Regions from separate parts of the Homo sapiens genome. Here region 1 is linked to region 2. Evidence: chromatin loops called from intact Hi-C (ENCODE). Cell type or tissue: OCI-LY7. All regions are shown on one strand. Each heading gives the region's core, and the rest is flanking DNA. Links, peaks and the distances in the headings are about the cores only.

The links. Hi-C counts contacts between places; a loop is a spot of excess contacts. Peaks named below come from ENCODE experiments on the same cell type or tissue, not always from the same donor. Only the 100,000 strongest peaks of a DNase experiment are listed, where the experiment ranks them.
Region 1: it touches region 2 in a loop (5-fold over the local background); 4 of 110 quality-filtered maps call a loop at or near these places.

The regions. Positions count from the first base shown.
Region 1 is chr22:22,022,187-22,031,003 of GRCh38, reverse strand. It overlaps the pseudogene PRAMENP, IGL, the pseudogene IGLVI-70 and IGLV4-69. Among named protein-coding and RNA genes, the nearest start is that of TOP3B, 44 kb to the right of the region's middle. RefSeq lists enhancers at 390-649, 27-807, 1,507-1,636, 2,285-2,354, 5,501-5,680 and 1 more and a silencer at 4,281-4,400. In OCI-LY7, for the core only: no CTCF peak of the experiment used is centred there; DNase peaks (open chromatin) are centred at 4,393, 5,033, 5,383 and 8,431; H3K4me3 peaks cover 3,995 bases; H3K27ac peaks cover 6,499 bases.
Region 2 is chr22:21,967,243-21,976,059 of GRCh38, reverse strand. It overlaps TOP3B (DNA topoisomerase III beta), which reads left to right. Exons shown (of 18, transcript NM_001282112.2): 2 at 253-420; 3 at 1,572-1,703; 4 at 3,342-3,448; 5 at 4,109-4,183; 6 at 5,654-5,850; 7 at 7,285-7,441; 8 at 8,344-8,457. The coding sequence starts at 351. Among named protein-coding and RNA genes, the nearest start is that of TOP3B, 11 kb to the left of the region's middle. In OCI-LY7, for the core only: CTCF peaks have their summits at 3,387 and 3,587 (motif pointing left); a DNase peak (open chromatin) is centred at 3,609.

The DNA.
Region 1 (8,817 bases), core at 479-8,478, 55 kb before region 2:
TCCAAGCCATGGTGCAGACTCCCCAGAGCTCTGCTGAGGCTGACAGTTGCAGGTATTTCTTACCCACCCTGTAGTCCCAGAGGAGAGAGAGGGGCCCTTCATGCAAATGTGCTCCTCTTCCTCTGCCCAACCAAATCACTCCGTGTGCCTGAGTGTCAGTCCCAGTGGTGGGGTGACATTTCTGGGAGGGGTTACCTGGGCTGGGCCTGGCCTGAGGCTCTCCAAGGGTGCAGAGAGAGCCCAGCTGCTGGCCCCAGTGAACCCTGCGTGGAGACCAAGTTCAAGTGTTTGGTTTCCCAGCTGAGAAACCCACAGAGCCCTCAGCAGCAGACCAACAGCACCCCCTTCTGCCTAGGCCCAGGTCCATCGTGTCTGTGACCAGATGCCAGTGGGTCCTGACAGAGGCTTCTGCCCGGACCAGGGCCTTGACCACGGCCTGTTCTCTGTCCAAGGGCAAAGTGGGACCCCTCGTCAGGGCAGCCTCCTATTTTATTTCAGACTTTAGTTTTCCATTTAGCCCTTTTCAGTGGGAGCGGGACACATGATCCACCCCACTTTGCAAAAGTCCTCAGGAGAAAGGTGTCTCTCATACACGTTCTATTTGGTAGGTGTAATGGGATAATTTACATTGACTGGAACAGAATGTCTCCATTCTGCAGTAATGGAGATGTTGTGAGAATGGATCGGACTGTTGGCTACATGAGCATCTGCATTTGTAAAAACCATCAAACTGTATAATTAAGACCTGTGAATTTTACTTTATATAAGTTATCTTTCTATATAATAAACAGAAAAAATAGGAGAAAATGGCTACTTTTCAGACAAAACCCGATGGAATTTGCCACCAGCAGAACTGCTCTACAGGAAATTCTAAAACTGTTTTTCAGTGAGATGAAAAATAATCTCAGTTAGTAGCTCCCCAAATTAGAAATAAATATTTTAAAAAGTAGAGAAAAGAGGGTAAACTCAAAGGAAAACTGAGTACATAAAACAATGATTTTTACATCAGTTGGTGTTACATGCATGTATGTGTAAACGTAATGGTGCATGTGTATGTACTTATGAACACATATTAATAGAGGTGCGTGCATATTTGTAAACATAACATAACTGTATGTTTTGATATTAGGTAAATTGCTAGAGAGTAAATGGAATTGAAGTTTCTGCACTCTAACTCTGTACTCCCTGAAGCTGTATTTTAGACCCTGAGCTGCCCTAGTCTTTTTATAGTTTCCCAAACAATCAAGGGGACAGATTTTCTACCTTGAAATAAAAACTTAATGTAGGGCTGTCCCCACCTCACCCCTTGGCCTGGATGCTCCCAGGCCAGCAGGAGAATGAGAAGAGAAGAGTTGAGCCTAGGGAGGTTTCCAATGGGGAGAGGACACCTGGCCTTTGATAGGCCCCGGGTCCAACAGGTCAAAGCTTTGGGCCAATCAGGGAATGGGGAACTTGCCATCTGATCAAACCCGAGGGAGACCCCGAGTGTTTTCCCAGCTGGTGGGACCGTGTCAGGAGAGCTTCAATGTCCCTGACTGACTGCAGGCCCCAGTTTCTATCAGGCCTCTTTGACAGGCCTGAGCCCTTCCCTGGAGGGTCCTAGATGGCCTGGATCAACTTTTCTGGTGCTGCTGCTGCTCATCACCTCAGAATGGATTTATCGAAATTCCAAGTTCTAGATGAGCATTGTTGGCCCAGAGGAGGCAATCTCACTGGGACTAAGTTAGAGAAGACTTCTCTTCCATCAGCATAGCATAGGAGTAATAGGCTTTTTAATTAGATCAAATAGAGCAACCCAAAAGAAGTAAAACAGGAAAAAAAAGAAATCTATCTTTCCACTTTTTAGTATCCTGGATGCAAAAAATTAAATTCTTTCTACTGCTCATGCATTGGGTAAACCCCTCACCAGTCAGTTTTAGGCACTTATTTTGTTTTATTTTATCTTTTTTTAAACCTTCATTTCTTATTCAAAAGTACATCCCAATGTCCTACAGTTAGTACTCTGCTATGTGGAAATAATAAGAAAACATCTAATTTGTTTTTCAAGTATTACATTTTTTACCCATGAATTATCCATACTGGGCCAGGTGTGGTGGCTTATGCCTGTAATTCCAGCAATTTGGGAGGCCAAAGCAGGAGGATCAGTTGAGCCCAGTAGTTACAGACCAGCCTGGGCAACATAGTGAGATCTTGTCTCTACAAAAAATAAGCAAAATTAGCCAGGCATGGTGGTGCGTGCCCGTAGGCTTAGCTACTTGTGAAGCTGAGGTGGGAGGATTGCTTGAGCCTGGGAGTTTGAGGCTGCAGTGAGCCATGATTGCACCACTGCACTCCAGCCTGGGCAACAGAGTGAGACACTGTCTCAAAAACAAAACAAAACAAAAAAAGGCCAGGCGTTGTGGCTTATGCCTGTAATTCCAGCTCTTTGGGAGGCCGAGGTGAACACATCACCTGAGGTCAGAAGTTCGAGACCAACCTCGCCCACATGGCAAAACCCCATCTCTACTAAAAATACAAAAATTAGCTGGGTGTGGTGGCGGGCGCCTGTATCCCGGCTACTCAGGAGGCTGAGGCAGGAGAATCACTTGAATCTGGGAGGCAGAGGTTGCAGTGAACCGAGATTGTGCCACTGCACTCCAGTCTGGGCAACAGAATGAGACTTTTTCAAAAAACAACGACAACAACAAAAAAGAAACGCAAAGAAATATCCACACTATATGTTTGTGTTATTAATTCAGGATTACATGATAAAACTTTTCCATCCTTTTACTTTCATTTAATGTTTTCTGTAAACATAATTATAGATACACATTAAGGTGAAAAAATATGTAATAAAGGTTTAGTTACACTTCAACCAGTTTTCCTCAAAAGTGGCATCTTACAACACAATATGCAATTTAGAAAATCAGAATGATGCAATTAACATTGAAGTAATGCTTTATGCCATTTTAACTAGGTGTTTATTTGTGTTATCATTTTACTTTTGTGTATATACTTCTATTTAGAGTTTATTATAGAATCGCATGCTTGTCTCTTGTTTTTTATTTTTCTCAGTGTGACAAACTCTGTGTTTAATATATGTGCTTAGTTCATTTACATTTAATGAAATTATTCACATGGTTGGATTTAAGCTTACAATTTTAGTGTAAGTTTCCTTTTTCTCTTTATAACTTTTGTTCCTCTCCACCCTGTTTCTGCTACTTCTGGATTATTTGAGTATTATTTAGTGGGCTCTTTTGATTTTTATATTGATTTTATATTGGTATCTCTGCACAGTTTTACATTGGTTGCTGTAAAGATTACAACATGTACATGTAACTATTCATGATCTATTTAGATTTAATAATAGGCCTAATATTTTCCCAGTCATGTAGACCCCTTACAGTTCCTTCTTTTGGTTGAAGTTTCATGTATATATATATATGTGTGTGTGTGTGTGTGTGTGTGTGTGTGTGTGTGTGTGTGTATATATATGTATATATGTGTATATATGTATATATAATATTTTTCATAAGTAGAAATTATATCAAAAATGCTATAACTTAGCTTTTGATATGCATATTTTCCAGAACTGTAGAGCTAAAAATTTGGTCTTTTACTACTATATTTATTGGTTATTCTTCCTGCATTCTTTGGGTTCAATGTTTCCATTATCATTTATCTTCCACCTGAAAATTTTCTCTTAGAGTTGATTTGTTTTGATTTTTTTTAGATGAATTCTTTCAGGTTTTCTTCATCTGACAAAGTCTTATTTTTTACCTTTTTTAAAAAAAAAAAATCTTTACCTGGATATAGCATTATGACTCAACAGTTCTTTCTTTCTTTCTTTTGACTTTGTAAGAACATAACACTGCCATTTGGCCTCAATGTATACTCATAAAATACCTCTCATTGTTTGAATTGTTGATTTTCTGTATATATTATAAAGCTTTCTGTCTGCTTTCATAATTGTGTCTTTATCTTTGGTTTCAGTAATCTATTATTACATGCTTGGGCATTTGAAAAACCTAGCTGTTTGGCATCACTGAGTTTCTTAGGTCTTTAAATGCATGTTCTTTACAGAAAGTCTTTAGCAATGACCAGTGGCTGGGGAGAAAGGGTGAAGGGTGGCTGCTAATTGTGGGGGTTTTTTTGTGGGGTGATGAAAACGTTTTAAAATTAGATTATGGTGATAGATGCATAATTCTGTAAACACAATAAGACAATTTAATTGTACATTTTATACGAAGTGAAATTTATCTCACTTTTTCAAATAGAGACAATGTGGGAACAAGGCCCGCTGACCCTTTGCAGGGGCCTGTGGCTGAGTCTCACTTCCTCCCTTGCTTAAACTGTACGATCAGCCACAGGCACCCTCTTTGTTTGTCATAGGCAAGTATGGAGTGATCAGCCTCGGGACAGGCCAAGGGCAGGTTTTTGTCTCGGTTCCCCATGTGCCTGCAGCACTGTGTGAGCACTGAGGCTGTAGTCCCATGTTGAACAGTAATAATCAGCCTCGTCCTCAGGCTAGAGGCCCGAGATAGTCAGGGAGGCTGTGGTCCCAGACTTTGAGCCAGAGAAGCGGTCAGGGATCCCTGAGGGCAGAGAATTTCCAAACATCACAGTTTTGGGAGCACCGTGAGAAATCTGTTGGTACCAGCCCACAGCATAACTTCCAACGTTGTTGCTGTTTCCAGTACAGGAGAGGGTGACCTTCTGTCCCACGGTCCCTGACACCGAGGCTTCCTGGGTCAGCGCAGACTGTGCCCAGGACCCTGGAACAGAGGAGGCAGGCACAGAGAGGTGAGTCTGGGTTCACTACCCACCCCACAATGTTAAAATATAAGAGAAAAGTCATCCCATGTGTCCCCAATAATCACTTTGGCATTCCACAGGCAGTCACCTGAGCAGAGGGTGAGAAGCTGGAGGAGGAGAGGGGTCCAGGCCATGGTGGAGATGCCCCAGGCTCTGCTTCCTAAGCCCACAGCTGAGCAGAACTGCACAGAGTCTCTCTTATCCTCTCCTCCTAAGAGGGCACAGAGCACCCTTCATGCAAATCACACCCCTCCCCCTGCTATCCCTGGGCCTGAACTTGGGGAAAGTTGAGTGTGGGGTGGGGCTAGAGGAGCCTCTTCTGCTCCTGGGAGGTCCCAGCTGCTGGGCCCCAGAAAGCACAGAGCAGAGGGCCCAGGGTAGGGGTCCAGGGCCTGGTTTCCCAGTTGAAACCCCCACAGACCCTCAGGGACAGGCCACACTTCCCTCCACTGTCTCAGAGCCCAGGTTCATTCCTGACTGGCTTGAAGGTCCTCAGCACTGCCTTGCGCACACCATCCCCACACAGAGGCAGCGCTCACGCCCCTCCACCCCCACCCCAGGCTCTTTGTGCTGCAGGTGCTCACCACAGCACATTTCTCGCTGCAAGATGGGCCTCCTCAGCATGAAGTCATCCTCTGCTTCTTCCCCATTTAGATTTTTGTGTGGTTGGGGCCATAGGTGAGTGAGCCTCAGAGAGAACATGTCCTGCACCCAGTGGCCAGGAGGGCAGGAGGGTTAACAACCCTCCCCAGCCTCCATATGGGCCTGAGGGCACCTGCTTCTCTCTCTCATCATACCCCACATCCCCCCGTGGGAGGCCGGGCTCCGTGACCCTCATCACTGTCCTCATCACACCCTTGATGGGGTGAGACCCTTAATGAAAATGCACAGGGAAATTATTCAAGAAGAGACCATCATTATGAAAGAGAGAAAAGTCTGCTTCTCTTATGGATACTTGGACCTGAGGAAGATGACCAAGGTCACCACTCTCCCTAGATACAGCCCAGAGAGGGGCCACCGGGATGACTAGGCACCAGGTAGGATGTGCACATCAGGGTGAAATTGGGAATGGGGGAGGTTAAGAATAGAAGGGTTAGAGTTTTATGGAAAGATCAAGAAGATGACCCAAAAGTTCCGAGACACCTTGTCTAAGCCCTTTACTCACAGTCCAATGTGATTTAACCATTCAAATTTTTTGTTTTTGAGAATGGGCTTTGCTCTTGTTGAACCTCCGCCTCCCAGGTTCAAGCGATTCTCCTGCCTAAGCCTCCCGAGTAGCTGGCATTACAGGCACCCATCACCACACCTGACTAATTTTTGTATTTTTAGTAGAGACGGGGTTTCACCGTGTTGCCCAAGCTGGTCTCAAACTCCTGACCTCAGGTGATCCACCGGCCTCGGCCTCCCAAAGTGCTGGGATTACAGGCATAAGCCACCGCGCCCAGCCTCAAGTATTCTTTTATAGCACTTACTTTGTGTCAGGTACCATTCTATTTGCATCGTGAATGTTAACACGATTATTTTTCCGAGGACCTAATCCGCAAGTGTAGTTTCAGTGGCATTGTATGCTGAGATAGATTACACATACACACACACACACACACAACACACACACAAACGTAAATGTTTGTGTATGTGTTTAATGCTTTCATCTGCATGATTCAGAAAAAATTTAGCATAGTATCTTTCACAGTGATCCACACAAAACAAAAAGATGCCTGTGACCTTGACAATTTGATTCTCCATGGTAACGCTAAAACCTGTATAATATTATTACTTAGTAGTCACGCAGTAAATATTTTTGAATTGAAAAATTAGTGAATATTTAAACACACACACACACACACACACACACACACACATTTCCACCTATCCCAACCCTGGGTAAAAAAATACGATGACAATATTCATTTCAGTCTTCCTCTTTTATTTAATAATAATCCTCCATCTAAATTCTCAGCCAGTTTGTTGGGAGTCAGCCGAGATAGATCTGCTTTTCTCACACACAAGCTCCAAGCCCTCTCCATGTCCAATGTATTCTACAGCATAAAGTGACAAGGAATCTGCTCTCTCCTCTTTACCCCACAGTAACTCACCTAGATCTTCCCACCAGGATGGCATGAGCAACCACATCCTGTCTTCCTGTCCCAGGCCTCTCCATTCTATTCTCATTACAGCTGGAGAGTCACTGATCAAATGCCAATGTGAGTTCATCTCTCCCACCTCACAGCCCCGCAGTGGCTCTGTGTGCTTTTCTCAGGAGGCTGATCTGCCCCAATCTGCACCTCCAGCTCTGCAGCCACCCTAAGTCAGAGGTGTTAGAACCAGAGTGACTCCATGTTGAATAGGGGCTTGATTAAATGAGGCTTAGGCATGCTGGCCTGCATTTCCAGGAGGTTAGGCATTCTTAGTCACAGGATGAGCTAGGAAGTCAACCAGACTGGGATCACAAGATACAGGTCATAAAGACCCTGCTGATAAGACAGGATACGCTAAAGAAGCCGGCCAAAACCTACTGAAACCAAGACGGTGAGGAAAGTGACCTCTGGTTGTCCTCACAGTTAGAAATGCTATGGCAACATCCACAAGTTACCTTATGTGGTCTATATTTTTAAAAAGAATTCCTGAAAAGCTAATAAATAATCCACTCCTTATTTAGCATATGATCAAGGACTATCTATACAAATAGCCGACCAGCAGTGTTTGGTGCTGCCCTGTCTATGGAGTAGCCATTCCTTTATTCATTTACTGTCTTAATAAACTTGTTTCCACTTTATAGACTCCTCCCAAATTATTTCTTGCATGAGATCCAAGAACCCTCTCTTGGGATCTGAATCAGGACCCCTTTCCAGTAACACCTGCAGGAAGCACATCCTGGCCCCTTCCCTGCTCCACTGACTGGAGGCACAGGCCAAGGTAATTTCACTGTTTGACTTGAATGACCAATAACTCATCTTTGGGTTCTCACCTCTGATTAGAATCTTCTGACCCTCACCCTCCACCCATCGCCCTCCTGCTCATTCCGAAAGTCCCACATGAAACCCACTTCTGTGGCTTAGGCCTCTTTGGCAACTTGCCACCCGCTCTCACTGCCACACCCTCATAGAAATCCTTCCCCATATGGATCTTGTGTTCTTCTCTCTCTCTTCCCTCTCAGCTCCTGCTCAGTGGCTGAAGCAGATTTGGAGCCACGAACACGAGTCTGGCAGAGCTTTGCTTTTGTTTTTAACTGGGAAAATCTTTATAACTCTATCAGGTGAAAAGACACATCCAGATACTAAGGCAGAGTTCAGGGTAACATTTCTCAGGGGCCTCAGTCAAAGTTTCTGATGTAGGCTGGTCTTTGAGGCCCGTCCCGACACGTACAGTGAGACAGGATCACAAGGAGGGGAGGAGTCAAGTCCATGGTGGACACAGCCCCTGACCCCACCACACCGTGGGGCTGGACTGCCCCAGGCATCCTTTTCTTCCCCACCCTCTGCAGAGGAGGGGCTGCTCATGCAAGTGTGTTTCCATCAGGGGACTGCCCAGCCCCTCCCTGAGCCCTGGAGCTGGAGCTCAGCTCACACTGCAGCCTGAGGAGGAGGAAGGTTTACTTCCCGCCTTGGGAGGGCCCTGGGAGGAAGCACCTGCTGAGACCATACACAGGTCCCTGCTCAGGGGACTCTGCCAGGCCAGAAAGGACACAGCTGCTGAGTCCCCATCAGTGAGCACAGGGCCCAGCTCCAAGCCCCGAGCTCCTTGGAGTATATGGTTCTTACTGAGCTGTGTCCTGTGCTGGTTACAGGACACACTCCTTCCGTGGCCCAGAGACCTGAGAGCCCAGCCTGTCTCTGTAGTTCACCATCCATCATCTCTGTTCACACATCCATCATCCGAATCCTACCTTCTGTGATCCTGATATGTTGTACTTTATTATTGTAGTTTCTCACTCCCAAAAGGAGTCTTGGTTTCTATGTGGTACAAACTGCTGTGAATGTAACTTTTTAAGGTGTTTGTACCCCCAGAGTATATTCTGGAAAA
Region 2 (8,817 bases), core at 408-8,407:
TGAGATCACTGGGGCCACTTCACCTTCCCCCAAATGGAGCCACATTCCCAGGATCATCTCAGCCACTTCAGCTGACCTGGTAGTTTTTTCTTGTTTTTAATCTCAGATGTCTTCAAGTTTCCCTAATTCCCTAATTTTTCTTCTTCTTGCCTCAGGTTGGTCTTGTTTTTTCTTTGTTAAAGTGATTTTCCTTGTAGTGGTGTAGGTTCTATTGACAGCATTGCTATCCTGAGTGTCTTTTCTTCTCTTTAGGAGTCAGCATTGGTAATAGTGCTGTGCTGCGGAAGAGTGGAGTCTAAACTTTTTCATTGCCAGTGCCCCGAAACTGGAGTGTGAAGGACCGAGACAAAATGAAGACTGTGCTCATGGTTGCTGAAAAGCCGTCCTTGGCACAGTCAATTGCCAAAATCCTCTCTAGAGGTAGGAGAGACCAGCCCTGCTTTGGTCTGTAAGCACGGTCGTTTATGTGTTACAGGACATTTTTTCCTAATGTGATTCCACCCTGGCTGGGGTAGATTTGGTTCGGGTCGGCAGGTGGTAATGAAGCATCTCAGTATGTCACAGTGGGGTGCATTTGCTTCCACTCCTGGCAATGTGCCAAAGCTGGGGTTCCCATAAGGCACAAGGCACAATTTACAATGAAATTGAAGGACAGTCATTATCCATATGCTGGGCCTGGTGGGGCTATTAGGTACAGGTAGTAGAAACCAGCCCTGGAAGGAAGGAGACGCAGCCAGGACTACACCCCAGTCAAGGTCTGATGAGGCTATGCCCCAGGCATTGTCACCCCTGGATACTCCCACTGTCCTGTGGACCTCACGTCACTCCAGAGTAGCCAATGGACTGAGCTATGGCCACAGGCACTACTGAGACACCAGGGAGCTCGAGAGGGAATGTCTGCCACTCACCCCCAACTCTGGCCACTGGGGTGGTTGGTAGGGTGCTGTTTCCCCCTATCTTTGAATTCCCTCCAAATAGGAAGAGTTTTAGATGCTGGGTACCCAGAAATGACAGGCACCTACCTGGCCTCCCCTTGGTCCAGCAGTTGAGAGGGGAAGAGACCCTCGTTCAGCTGAGAAGGCATGGTCCGCAGGGGACGGTGCCCCAAAAGTGGTGCCCGGTGCCCAGAAGCTGAGAAAGTACAGCTGAGTATGGTCAGTGGAGAGGGTGAGAATTCGATAATTAGAAGGTCCCTGGTAACCGAGAGTAGATCTGGAGTCTGTTTTAGTAAACGATGAATAACGTTTCAATGAAGTGAGGCAAAAATGGAATTGAAGAGTGAAAACATAAATACAGAGAAAGAGCCCACCCCTGCCTGCTCCTGGCTCCCGGCAGCCTGGGGCTCTGCATCGAGAGTGCTCTGTGCTAGGTTGTTGGCAGATGCTGTTTTCCCTGAGCGCCGTCCCACCTCTCAGTGCCCAACTACCCGCACCAGTCTGCGGAATGTCGTCACTCACCACTCTGGGGAAGGAGGACTCTGGCCCTCTGGGAGGTGGCATCCGGGCTGGGGTCTCCACAGGGTCTTCAGCTCAGCTGAAGCAGCCAGTCACTTTGTGCTTCCTCATCCCCAGGGAGCCTGTCCTCACACAAAGGGCTGAACGGGGCCTGCTCAGTCCACGAGTACACTGGGACCTTTGCTGGCCAGCCAGTGCGCTTCAAGATGACGTCTGTCTGTGGTCACGTGATGACCCTGGATTTCCTGGGTAAGCCCCTCTACCCTCCATCCTACTGAAGGGAGTTCTGCATGGCACTGGCCAGGGTCCAGTTGAAGCCAGGAGATGCCTCTAGGCAGGGAAGTTTGTCCCAACTCCATGAGTCATAAGGCCAGCAGATCATGAAGTAGCAATGAGAGGGTCCCTGGTGCGGTGCCCAGAACCCAGGCTCTGGAACTCAGCCCTGGGTCCCCATCATAGCGGCACCCCTTAGTCGCTGCATTCCCTGTGTGCCTTCCTATGTAGACAAAGTGGCAGCACCTATCTTAGGAAGGGCTTGACCTGTGCAGGCATTTAAGAGAAGGCTGCTGCTGTTGCCAAGTTGACCGTCATCTGTCGGTCATTTGGTGGCTGTCGTTGTCATTCCTATATTGTTACTGTTATCAATTACCTTGGAAGCGCCAGTATTAGTGACCTGCTGGGTGTAGGTTTGGGGCCATGTGGTTGGCAAGAGTCTGATCCAGGCTTTTCCCCCTGCTCTGCCGGCTCACTGGCTGGGGATGTGGGCAATGACGGCCTCTGAGTTTACACTTCTCATAGTGAAATGGGTCTCACAGCAATGCCATCTGCTTCCCAAGGCTAAGGATTCAGTGTGACAGTGAGGGCAAAGCACTCAGCACAGGGCCCGACACACAGCAAAGCCTCAGCCCTTGTTCTTGCTGCTCATTGATGACAGTGATGACAATGATGGTGACTGAGTTGTGTGGCTGAGCATTTGGACCCCAAGTTTTATCTCCAACTGGCAGGTGGGGAGCCGGGATTTGAATTTGGCTCTGTCTGACCCCATTCTCCCAGGATGCAAGAAATGGGGCCTGGGGAGGATCGCTTGAGCCCAGGAGTTCAAGACTAGTCTGGACAACATAGTGAGACCCCTGTCTCTACAAAAAAAAAAAAAAACAAAATTCTTTTTAAATCAGCTGGCATGGTGGTGCGCACCTGTAGTCTTGGGAGGCTGAGGTGGGAAGATGGACTGAGGCTGGGAGGTCGAGACTGCAGTTAGCCGTGATCGTATCACTGTACTTCATCCTGGGTGATAGAGCGAGACCCCTGTCTCAGAAAAAAAAAGAAATGGGGCCTAAAAGAAAGCCAGACAGCTGAGCATGCAAGAACCGGGTCTCTGTAGATGAGTAGGTGAATGTGCTGGGCATGAGGCTCAAAAAGATGGTCCTTTAACAGGAACGACTGCACACATGTGTGCCCCCACAGAGTGCTGGGTGGAAGGACAAAGTTCCAGAAACTCAGGTTGGAAGTGTCAATGAAGGCACCATTGTGGGGTCCAGTGCTCAGGCAAAGAGACCCAGCCCAGGAATGGTGCTCCCAGCCACAGGGAAAGTCCCGGAAGTGAGGCCAGAGTGGCAGCCCCCCGAGAGCTTGCTTGGCTCCTGTGGTTGGCCGGGGTGTGGTGGGTCCGCTCAGCAGCCGAGCAGAAAGGAGGCTGGATGGGAGGGGGTTACCAAAGGCCTGAACCCACATCCTGGCTCTGCCTCTGATCATCAGGATGACCCTGGGCAAATTGTTCTCCAAGCTTTCCCCTCCTCATTTGTGGGATGAGGCCAACATCCTCCTGGGGTTATGATGGTCTCGGAGGCTGAGCTCCTGTGACTCAATGTCACTGTGACTGGTTTGTAGGAAAATACAACAAATGGGACAAAGTGGACCCCGCAGAACTGTTCAGCCAAGCTCCCACGGAGAAGAAAGAAGCTAACCCCAAGCTGAACATGGTGAAGTTCCTGCAGGTGCGTGGGGCTGGCCTGGGCATGAGCACACCGGGGCTCCCCACCCTCCACAGCTGCCATGTCTTTGCCCACCCTTGCTTGAGTCCTAATCCCCCTTGGACAGGGGGGCCTTTGCTAGCTTTTTCTGTGAGTGCCCCCTGCTGGCCCACGAGGCACCTGCAGGCACCCCCAACACACAAGGCAGTTGCCATTGCCAACCCTCAGTCCTGGAGAGCAGGCCTTCTGCTTTTAAAATAGCTTGTTTGGTCGGGGGGTTTTTCTCCTTAATTTTAAAACAAATGCATACAGATTATGGAAAATTAGAAAGTGCAGATAAGTAGAAAGACAGAAAAATTATGCATAATCATATTACCCAAGACGACTGCTGTTATCATTTAGGGTTATTTCATTTTAACCCTTCTTCTGGGCAGTTTTGGGGTATAAGATCATGTTGCATTTATACTTTTTTTTTTGGTCCAAAAAACATCAATTATAAACTCAATTCTTTTCTGTTGGCTGAGCCAGCCTCAACACAGCCAGCTCCTTACCCAGCCCAGGTACCAGTCCTCCTAACTGAGGTTCAGGGCCTGGGACCAAGCCCTGTCCTGGATGGGAGCACTGGGGGCGGGTGGCACAGACCGGGTCTGCAGCAGGTACGTGTGAACCTGTGCTGTGTGGCAGGTGGAGGGCAGAGGCTGCGACTACATCGTGCTGTGGCTGGACTGCGACAAGGAGGGGGAGAACATCTGCTTTGAGGTGAGTGTGAGGCTCACTTTGTTCCTCACTTTTGGCCTTTCTGACACCAGCCCCAAACTGACACCAGCAGTCAGTCACATCACTCCTGGGGCCAAAGGAGGGAGTAAACTGTACCGGTTTAAAAACACCTCTCCCCTCCCTTTATTCTGAAACTCCACAGATACTTTTAACTGCATAGGCTCTATTAAAGGTGGTCAGTTGTTCCTCCGCTTGCTGAGGCCTCAACGGTATGAGTGAACATAGGAGGGGCCAAATTGTCTGGGTGGATGCAGGTTTCAGAATGGGATTGTCTTGGGGCAGCTTGGTGTTCAGCATCTTGTGCCCAGCGTGACTTCTCAGGGACCTTGGGTTGATGCTGGTTGATTCCCGACCTCAGCACTGAGCTCCTTTTGCAGGCCTCGCTCTGCTCATCTCCTGCCTCATCCAGGATGCCTCCTGCCTCCAGCCAACCCTGGGAGCCCTGCAGAGAAGCAGGTGGCAGCTGCTCCCTGTGCACACCCCATGCCCCATGCTTGCCCCGGCCATGGTGCCCTCACAGTGGCCATGACTGCTGGTCTCACTTGGTGCCCTTCAGACTGTTGTTCTATGGGTCGCCCCCGTGCTCCTGTACCCCCAGCTCTCACCCGTGGCTCAAGAGCTGGTCAGTGAGACAGAGCTGAGGCACCTGGCGTTGCAGTACAGCACCCTCAGCAAATGCGATCACACTCTGTCTCTTCCCAGATACCCTCTCCTCCCCTGCAGGGCGGCTCCTCCCTGGGGGCCTTTGCATCTGGGAATGGAGAATGGGGGCAGCTCATGGGGCTTTCTCCCTTCAGAAATGAAGCCACTTATTCCCAGTAAGGAAGCTGCGTGGCCAGGCTCCGGCGGCGACCCTAGTCCCACTGCACGGCCTTCCTAGTGAGTCTCGGCTCCAGGACCCCTGCTGTGCTTTAGCCCGAGCTGCCCCCACCACAAGCTAGGACCACCCGTGGCCTTCCTGCTCTTGCCCATTTCCTTTCCCCTTCATTCTTTTTTCCTTCCCTGTCTTTTCTTCAGCCTCTTAAAATTTCCACCCACCCCTCCAAACCCTCCCTCCTAGAAGGCAGGGAATCGTGTCACATGGGATGGGTTTGGGGACTAAGAGGTCCCTCATGTACTTGGCAGTAGCATTTCCTGATTTGGTGGGGATGAAAGCAGAGGATTAGAAGAGAGGGCGGGAGTAAGAAGGGAGTGTTCGAGTATGTTTCTAGATGGGAGTAAAGGAAGCCATGTGGTGGGGTGTTGTGGAGTGCTCAGGGCTTCTGGAAAGGCAGGGGGATAGAGGAGGGTCTGGCAGGTGCAGGAAAGGGGATAGAGGAGGGTCTGGCAGGGGCAGGAGAGGGAGCCGAGCACACGTGTTCTTTCCTGGAAGGAACCAGGCTTCACAGTGGGGTGGGGAGCTGTGGCAGGGATCTGGGAGGTGGGTCACAGCTGGCCACTCCCCACCCCCAGGTTCTTGATGCTGTTCTGCCCGTCATGAACAAGGCCCATGGTGGCGAGAAGACCGTGTTCCGGGCCAGGTTTAGCTCCATCACGGACACAGACATCTGTAATGCCATGGCCTGCCTAGGCGAGCCTGACCACAACGAGGCGCTCTCAGTGGATGCTCGCCAGGAGCTGGACCTGCGAATCGGCTGTGCATTCACCAGGTGCTGGCCACACCCGCAGAGTCCTGGGCACACCCTCACTCTCCCTCAGCCAGAGACCTGCCTCTACTGGTCCCCCTCCGGGGCCCCTAGGCCTCCTCGAGCCAGGATGAGCAACAGGGGATTTCACCAACCCTGAAGAAGGCCAGGCACAGTGGCTAACACCTGTAATCCCTGCACTTTGGGAGACCAGGATAGGAGGATTGCTTGAGGTTGGCAGTTTGAGACCAGCCTGGGCAGCATAACAAGACCCCATCTCTACAAAAAAAAAAAAAAAAAAAATTATTTTTTTGAGACAGAGTCTTGTTCTGTTGCCTAGGCTGGAATGCAGTGGTACAATCTCAGCTCACTGCAACCTCTGCCTCCCAGGCTCAAGAGATCCTCCTACCTGAGCCTTCCACTACAGGTGCTACAGGTGTGCACCACTATGCCTGGCTAATTTTTATGCATTTTGTAGAGACAGGGTTTTACTGTATTGCCCAGGCTGGTCTCAAACTCCTGAGCTCAAGCAATCTGCCCACCTTGGCTTCCCAAAGTGCTGGGATTACACATGTGAGCCACTGCGCCCAGGCTAAACAAAAATTTATTTATTTTTTTGTTTGTTTGTTTTTTGAGACAGAGTCTTACTCTGTCATCCAGGCTGGAGTGCAGTGGCACAATCTCAGCTCACTGCAACCTCTGCCTCCTGGGTTCAAGTGATTCTCATGCCTCAGCCTCCCAACTAGCTGGGATTACAGGCTCCTGCCACCACTCCCGGCTAATTTTTATACTTTTAGTAGAGACGGGGTTTCACCATGTTGGCCAGGCTGGTCTCGAACTCCTGACCTCAGGTGATCCGCCCACCTCAGCTTCCCAAAATGCTGGGATTACAGGTATGAGCCACTGTGCCTGTCCAAACATTTTGTTTTAATTAGCTGGGTGTGGTGGTGTGAGCCTGTAGTCCCAGTTACTTGGGAGGCTGAGGTGGGAGGATCACTTGAGCCCAGGAGTTCAAGGCTGCAATGATCTGTGAATCCCCATTAATGCACTCCTGCTGGGCAATACAGCAAGACCCTGTCTCTACAAAAACAAAAGAGACCTAAAGAAAATTGTTTATTTAGCTGACAGAGATCACATATGCCCTGCTTGATAAAGTGTGTTTGTCTGTGCTCTGGGGGTCCTGAGGAGAGTGTGCAGTAGATGGAATAGAATAGAAGGCTCCCTGGCCTGAGACAGTAGAAACCTCTGTCTCCTCTCTCACTGGCTCTGTCACCCATGTACACACATGAATCCTCCCTAAGGCTATGCCCACTCTGCTCCCACTGGCTTCTAAGTGGGGACACCACCTGATGCCACCTCCTTCATGCACCACCCCTGGCCTTGGGCTGGACTCACATGGGTGGCCATAATAGTGTCTTGAGTGAATCAGTGACCAAAATATCTTTCCACTCCCTCCAGGTTTCAGACTAAATATTTCCAGGGGAAATACGGTGATTTAGACAGCTCTCTCATCTCCTTTGGGCCGTGTCAGACTCCAACCCTGGGATTCTGTGTGGAGAGACATGATAAAATCCAGTCCTTCAAACCAGAGACCTACTGGGTGCTGCAGGCCAAGGTTCCTTGCCTTTCTCTATTCATGCTGGGGCTTTCTGGGTTTGGGGCATGGATTCTGAGAGTCTTCCATCATCATCAGCCGGCAGGCCCCGGGCTGAGGGCAGAAGTGTGGACGGCTGTACCTGGAAGTGGTCTGTGGTGCCTAGGGCTGAGGGACCCCAGCCTTCATGGGGGCAGTGGGAAGAGACTGGGCCTGTATATGCTGAATCTGGATAAGTGGGAATGAGTTCAGCTCTGGCAGTGCAGGGTGAGGTCACCCCACAGGAATCAGTGGCTTCAGTGGTCAGGTCCAAGCACTGGACTGAGACCATTGGCTTTCAAACTTTTTAAAATTCCTAGAACCCTTTCTTCAAATAAAAGCCTCCACAGAAGCTCACTGTAAGACTTAATACAGCTAGGCACAGTGACTGATGTCTGTAATCCCAACAACCTGGGAGGCTGAGGCAAGAGGATTGCTTGAGGCCAGGAGTCCAAGGCTACAGTGAGCTACGATCGTGCCACTGCACTCCAGCCTAGCAACACAGTGAGACACTGTCTTGGAGCTGCTGTGGCTGACACGGGGCTTGGGACCCTGGCGGTGGCCATACCTACCACTGGCCAGGCACTGGGGATAGGCAGGGGTGGTGTGAGAAGTAGGGGCTCAGGTGCTTCTTAGGGACACATCAGCCTCAGCTTTGGGCCACCTTCCTGAGACTGGCTGCCTGGTTTTGGGGCAAGTGGTGGAGAGGGCCAGATGTCAGCTTGCGTATCTGCCCACCTGAACAGGTACAGCTGTGAGCCATTACAGCCAGGGCTATTTGGCTCCCAGACAAGGACCAGCTTCATCTGTCCTGGTTCTTCCTGGCGTTGGGCTCACCTGGAGACTTTTTCTTGTGCGTTCACCCTTTATCCTTTTTCCTGCAGGTTAACACTGACAAAGACAGATCTCTCCTTTTGGACTGGGACCGAGTAAGAGTGTTTGACCGGGAGATCGCACAGATGTTTTTAAACATGACAAAGCTGGAGAAGGAAGCCCAGGTGTGCCTGCTCCACCCACATCTATCACAGTTGCCTTGGGTGAGGGTGGCCCTTGGATGCCTCCCGCTGGAGGAACAGCCTGTGATCCTAGTCCACGTCTTTCTCCCCCTTTCTGAAACACAGACATCTTTTTGGAAAGCTGAATGGTTACTCCCTCATATACTCCTAAGATATTTCTGCCCAGTGCAATAGTCACAGTGTACTGCATGCCCGCTCCATACCAGGCACTGTCCACACCTGTGACCTTGTCGGACCCCTTCCACTCTCCCCTTTCCACGTGACCCGCTAGGCATTACCTCCGTGTGGCAGGACTCCATTTCACACAGAGATTCAAACTAACAACTGTAGAGGGACCTTGGT